2 separate regions of the Homo sapiens genome follow, and region 1 is linked to region 2. The links are chromatin contacts, found by Hi-C or POLR2A ChIA-PET in ENCODE. All regions are on one chromosome and are shown on one strand. Each heading gives the region's core, a stretch centred on a gene start or an enhancer-like site at or near the end of the contact. The rest is flanking DNA. Distances are from core to core; before and after follow the strand shown.

Evidence for each region. Hi-C counts contacts between places; a loop is a spot of excess contacts on that map. ChIA-PET counts read pairs that join two places held with the same protein, here RNA polymerase II (POLR2A).
Region 1: a map of DLD1 shows a loop between it and region 2 (3-fold over the local background). The contact joins two enhancer-like sites. A Hi-C loop is called at or near these places in 1 of 168 maps with a recorded cell type or tissue (DLD1). POLR2A ChIA-PET finds 5 or more read pairs at or near these places in 2 of 52 experiments (AG04450 and CD8-positive, alpha-beta T cell).

The regions. Positions count from the first base shown.
Region 1 is chr14:96,224,531-96,227,773 of GRCh38, reverse strand. All of the region lies in intron 1 of BDKRB2 (bradykinin receptor B2), which reads right to left. Among named protein-coding and RNA genes, the nearest start is that of BDKRB2, 21 kb to the right of the region's middle. Within about 2 kb of position 1,958, at least 9 of the 41 ENCODE cell types and tissues checked have a DNase peak (open chromatin) inside an H3K27ac peak, as active enhancers do.
Region 2 is chr14:96,144,149-96,147,716 of GRCh38, reverse strand. No RefSeq gene overlaps it. Among named protein-coding and RNA genes, the nearest start is that of BDKRB2, 59 kb to the left of the region's middle. Within about 2 kb of position 1,521, at least 7 of the 41 ENCODE cell types and tissues checked have a DNase peak (open chromatin) inside an H3K27ac peak, as active enhancers do.

The DNA of each region.
Region 1 (3,243 bases), core at 709-3,208, 80 kb before region 2:
TGAGCCGAGTGTGGCCAGCAGGCTACAGAGGAGTAGCCACAGTGTGCACGCATGTGTGTGCATTTGTGTGTGTGTGTGCATGTGTGTGTTTGTGTGCACACGTGTGTTTGTGCACATGTGTGTTTGTGTTGGTGTGTGTATATATGTGTGTGTGTTTGTGTGTGCATGCATGTGTTTGTGTGTGCATGCATGTGTTTGTGCACACATGTGTGTGTTTGTGTGTGCACGTGTGTGTACACGTGTGCGTGCATACATGAATGTTGGAAGAGCATGGGTCAAGTGCCTGGAGATGTCCCCAGGGGGTTGGAACTACACAAGTCTTGTGGTTTCATGACTGAGGCCCACTCCCTATCAGAAGCCCAGCTCCCACTCTTTACCTTGGACAAGTGGCTTAACTCCTCAGGGCCTCAGTTTCTTCATGTGTCAAATGGGGATAATAATAGCACCTACTTTGTGGGGTTAATGTGAGCACAAAGTACATTAATGATTGCAAAGCCCTTAAACAATACTTCACATGCTTCAAACACTCCAGAAATGCCAGTGTTTCCTTTCCCTTTGTGTGACATCCGGTTTCCATCACAATTTTATTGGAGGAAAGACTCCTGGTAGTTAAGAAGAAAATGCCCAACCTCCCCCAGCCTGTCTTTTGCAGAAGGGAAAACTGAGGCCTCGAGAGGTGAAACGATGTCTACAGCCACACGGCAAGGCAATGCCAGCCTGGAGCAAGAGCCCGGGCTTTGCCTGTCTCTTGCTGGAGTGGCTTTTAGGGGTTTGACCCAGGTTAGAGGGACTCAGGTTCTGGGGCCAGGGCTGTAGCCCTCTCGGACACTGCCCGAGGGGCTTTCTGACTTGAGCATAGGGTTATTAGACTGGACATATTCCTCCCTCCATCTTTCTTCCGCCGTTGGAATTCTTGCCAAATTAACCTTACAGAATCCTGGAGTATTAGTGTGGGAAGGGCTCTTGGAAATTATTTCATCAGAATCCCTCATGCTACAGAGATGGGCATGGAGGCCCAGAGACAGAGGGTGGGCATTCTACCAGGACACACAGCCAGTTTGGCTGAACCTAGTTCCTAGGATCTTGGTATTCAGCCACTTTGTAATTTTTTTTTTTTTTGAGACCAAGTCTCACTTTTGTTGCCCAGGCTGGAGTGCAATGGCACGATCTCGGCTCACTGCAACCTCTGCCTCCCAGGTTCAAGCAATTCTCCTGCCTCAGCCTCCCAGGTAGCTGGGATTACAGGCATGCACCACTACGCCCAGCTAATTTTGTATTTTTAGTAGAGACGGGGGTTTCTCCATGTTGGTCAGGCTGGTCTCGAACTCCCGACCTCAGGTAATCCGCCCGCCTCAGCCTCCCAAAGTGCTGGGATTACAGGCTTGAGTCACCGCACCTGGCCTGCCACTTTGCTTTTTAAAATCGTCCTACAGTGCTCCATTGCAGGTGGAAGACACAGCAGTGTGCTAACATTGTCTGATTGTCAAAACCAAGACCTCATACCCCAGGCCGAGGCAGAGGGGTAGTGGGGGTGGAGAGTGGGGAGCTTACATCAAACCTTAAGAGCAATGGCCTTTGCATGGTGGTCATGATGTCCTCATTCCACTTTCCTGCATGCCATTCATGTATACCAGGAAAAAATAGAAACCCTCACCAGAGAGCAAAACCAAAAACCACATAGAAAGGAAGGCTGCAGGTCTGGAAGAGGGTGTGTTTCCCAGAAAAGCAATTCCTAAGGAACAGCTCAGGCTGGGAAGTGAGCCGTAGCTGGGTGTGTCCAGGAAGGCTGTTTCTCCCGCAGCCTCTCCAGCCCCCTGGTGGTCTCCGGTGTCCTGGGGATGGCACAGGCCCTGCTAGGGTGGGAGTGGAGGGTGGTGGGCGGGGTCTCTGCCTAACCAGTTACTGGCCCTGCTCCTCCACCACGTGCAAACCTGGGCTGTGACCTTCTTCCCACCCAGCTGGGTATACAAAACAAGGAGGAGGAGACACAGTAAACAGAGAACCCTAACTGGTAGGTCACAGAGAAAAAGGAATCCTGAACTGGTTTGGGCCCTGCCCAGCAAGCAGGCCAGAGGAGCCGGGGAGAGCACTGAGCTGGGACAGGTGGAGTTTTATCCCTATCTGCACAGGGTAGTATCTGGGGTCTAAGGGCTTCCCACAACATATCCTAGGTGCTGAAGGGACCTATACTATTGCCCTTTCAGCTCCTGGGAGTCGCTTTCCTGCCCCTTTCATCCGTTCCTTCCTTCATTTTACTCTGCTTAGTGTGACATGGCAGCACAGGCACACACATGGTGGGCAGGGCCAAAAAAAAAATTAGGATATCAAGCGACATCTTAGTGCCACCCTACAAGGGCCACCTCCAATCTCACCTCCTCTAAGAAGCCTTCCCTGATTTCTCAGCCAGCCAAGATCCCTAGTCTGAGACTCTATAGCAAAGAGGTGGAAGGAATATTGTCTAAGGGTCGTAGGCCCAGGACCAGGTGTGCCCTTGGGTAAATGCCTCGGCATCTCTGAGCTTTAATTTCCTCATTGGGAGAATGAGGGGATGTAACAGATGATTCTGGAGACCTTTGTACAACCGTAATGTCTTTAAAGAGGGGGATGCAGTGAACTCCCCATCCTGAGAGGCATGCAAGCAGAGGCAATGGGATCAGCACACTGAGTCTGCAGAGGTTCAGCTCCTCACCCATTGGCATCCAACGGCTCTTCTGGAGATGGGAGGAACAAATCTGTCTTAGCAAGTTCCCCTTCACTGGGTGTGGCACAAAGGAGGCTGCTCCCTGCCTTGCTCCCTGTGGCTTCTGAAGATCCTGGGTCCTGGCCCTGACCTGTCAGTCCTGCTCACAGTCTCGCCCATCTCAAAGCCTCACCCTAGCCATGTGACCTTTGTCTTCTATCCAATTCCGCTCAGGAGGTGGAGCCCCTTGGAATTGAGGGAGTCAACCTTCAGAATTCCAGAGTTCCTGGTTCTGCCAATGTTACGCCTTTTCTAGAAAGGAGCAGGAGAGAAGCATGTTCCTTAGAGCTGATCTGCAGGGAAACGGGCCCAGAATCTCTCAGGACTGGAGAAGCAGAGAAGACAGGAAATGTTGAGCCCTGAGCCCGAGGCAAGAACATTCAGGTCATGCCTGAACTCAGAAGTCAGATGAACTCGGGACATGTCTTGGCTTTGCCTCCACTGACTGGAAGACCTAGGGCAGGTGACTTAACCTCTTGGTAAATAAGGATAACCTCCCTGGA
Region 2 (3,568 bases), core at 272-2,771:
GATGGAGGTCCCATCTTCAACCTCCTGAAACAAAATAATTGTGTGTCAAGGATTTTGTATCCAGTGAAACTAAGCTTTATAAATGAAGGAGAGATAGTCTTTTTCAGACAAACAAATGCTGAGAGAATTTGCCCAACTAAGCCAGCACTATAAGAAATGCTAAAAGGAGTTCTAAATCTTGAAACAAAACCTTGACATACACCAAAATAGAACCTACTTAAAGCATAAATCTCACAGGGCCTATAAAACAATAATACAATGGAAATAACCACAAGGTATTAAGGCAACAACTAACATAATGGATAGAACAGTACCTCACATCTCAATACTAACATTGAATGTAAATGGCCTAAATGCTCCACTTAAAAGGTATGGAATGGCTGAAGGGATAAAAATCCACCAACCAAGTATCTGCTGTCTTCAAGATACTCACCCAACACATAAGGACTCACATAAGCTTAAGGGGTGACAAAAGATATTCCACGCAAATAGAAGCCAAAAGAGAGTAGAAGTAGCTATTCCTATATCAGACAAAACTGACTTTTAAGCAGCAACAGTGAAAAAAGACAAAGAAGGACATTGTATAATGATAAAAGGAATAGTCCAACAGGAAAATATCACAGGCATATATATATATATATATATATATATATATATACATATATATATACACACACATACACATATATGTATATGTAGCTATACACATATACATATATATTTTGTAGCTATACGTGTGTGTGTGTGTGTGTGTGTGTGTGTGTGTGTGTATATGTAAAACACCAGAACTCCCAAATTCATAAAACAATTACTACTGGACCTAAGAAATGAGATAGATGGCAACATAATAATGTGGGAGACTTCAATACTTCACTGACAGCACTAGACAGGTCATTAAGACAGAAAGTCAACAAAGTAAATGTTTAAAATGCAAAACGAAATTACCTAGATGGTAAAACTGGCCTGAAGGCACATTTCTTTCTCAACATTGTAAAGGGCTCACATGTTCTGGGGTCACCGGGAAGGGTAAGCATTCTCTCAAATATATTTTTTCAGATTTAGTGGATGTGTTTGCTTGAGTTGCTGCATGCTGGGGGACATGTGAGGTCAGACTTAACTCTTACTTGCGTCTTTGAGTTCTTGGTGGTGTTTTGCCCTTGTTGAGTTCCTGTAGTTGTACACCACAGGATGCAGGGTAGGGGTGGCCTGGGAGTTTTTACCTCTGTTTTGGAAGTTAATTCTACCCTGTTTGTTAAACACTTTCCACTTCCACACACTGAGTGACTGGGCGGGGAAGGTCTTGAGGAATGAGCTAAGACCAATTTCATCCACCGCCAATTCATGCCCTGCTCCAGAGGGAGCTGGCTGGCTGTGCTTTCTCATTCTTGGCAGGGGAACACAGTCATGTTTGTCCTGCAATGCCAGGGGAGCCCCAGGCCTAGAACAATGGTGAGTGATTTATTTGGTAAAGTGTATTTGAGTTCCAGAGTGTTGCTAAGCATGTTAAATAGCTGTTATCTTTGCTCAGTCCCAGCCAGTAGTTTCTGGATGCATCCAGGAGGAATTCCACATAGTTTACATGACTTTTCAAGGAGCTAGTTTAGCTTTCCTTTCAGTCTTCCTAACTCTGGGATGATGGTCACTGTGCTTCCCAACCTTTTAGCTGTGGGCAATCAATGTTATGTAAACTAAAAGATTACATTTAACGATTCAAAAGATCAAAAATTTAAAAGATTAATCACAGATGAGCCCTAACCCCCTCAATATCAGAATCATATTTCTGTATGTTCTAATACAACATGTGGATGTCATATCTAAACATCTAAATTGGTGAGATGTCCTATCTGAATGTACCACAGGGCATGGGGCCGCCTTTAGGGAGGACTCTTTTATTCTCTGTGGCAAAATATTACTCCAAATCCCAGCACCCACTTTCTAGTCCATACCATGGCTATGAAAATAATCACGAACTAAACAAATTCTTCCCTTGGAGAATGAGGTTTCAGTAAATTCCAAAGAGTCAGGAAGCATTTGTTTCTCCAACATGAATCATACACAGGCCAGAAGTTGATTTTATACCCTGTCAAACTCGGGAATAAATTTTGTGTGTTTCTTGTAAAACGAAACTGTGCTCGTAATTCATATGTTATTTTGTAGCTTTCTGTTTGCAATTACAGTATGTCATAAGCATTTTCATATCTCACTAAATATCATTTTTAATGGTTGCAGAGTAATCCTTTGAATTTGGTACCATAATTGATTTATCCAAAGCATTATTATTGGATGTTTGGAATAACTATGTCTTAATACAACTTATTAATTCATTTTCTCAACATTCAAGAAGCATCCACCATGTGCCAGGTCTTCAGGGATAAGTAAGATAGCCCTGTCCCTTAAGGAGCTCTCAGTCCAGGGGGAGGTCCTTGTGATCCACTGTGTTAGAGTGAGTAGAACCCACAGGCCAGACTTATTTAATAAGGGGCTACTCTCCCTAAAACCTGCCGCCCTCTCTCTAACCCCAAAGTGCTCAGAATCTGAGCTGTACCTGTGGGAGCAGGGGGTCTCATGTTTGGCCAGAGGCTAGTAGTTTCCTCTTCTTTGCTACCTTCTTCTAGGGTAGTGATTCTCAGCTCCTCTCCATGCTGGTAGCAGCTGATAGATTTAAAAAATACCAATGCCATGGCTGATCAATTATCACCAAGAATGGAGTCTGAGCAGTGCTGTGCTGGTAAATATTTAATAATCAGTAATCCACAAAAAGTATGCGTAATTATACATGTACATAAGTTTGTTATATATCTAGCGATACAAAGAATGTGTAGGACACAATTGACAAATAATTAAAAATATGCAGGACTCTAATGTAAATTCCGTAATAATAATAGATTCTTTTATGTTGTTATTTATTTATTTTAACTTTTATTTTAGGTTCGGGGTACATGTACAGGTTTGTTATATGGTAAATTGCATGTCATGGGAGGTTGGGGTACAGGTTATTTTATCACCCAGATAATTAACATAGTACCTGGCAGGTAGTTTTTCCTCTTCCTCCTCTCACCTCCACCCTCAAGTAAGCCCTAATGTTTGTTACTTCTTTCTCTGTGTCCATGTGAACTCAATGTTTAGCTCCCACTTGTATGTGAGAACATGCGATATTTGGTTTTCTGTTCCTGCCTTAGTTTGCTTAGGATAATGGCCTCCAGCTCCATCCATGTTGTTGCAAAGTACATGATGTCATTCTTTTTTATGACTGCATAGTATTCTGTGGTATATGTGTACTACATTTTCTTTATCCAGTATACTGTCGAGGGGCACTTAGGTTGATTTCATGTGTTTGCTATTGTGAAAAGTGCTGCAACGAGCATAAACGTGCATGGGTCTTTATGGCAGAATGATTTCTATTCTTTTGGATATATACCCAATAATGGGATAGCTGGGTCAAAAGGTAATTCTGTTTTAAGTTTTTTTGAAAAGTGACCACACTGCTTTCCACAAGGGCTGAACTAATTTACATTCCCACCAGCAGTGTAAAAGCATTCCTTTTTCTCTGAAACCTCACCAGCATCTG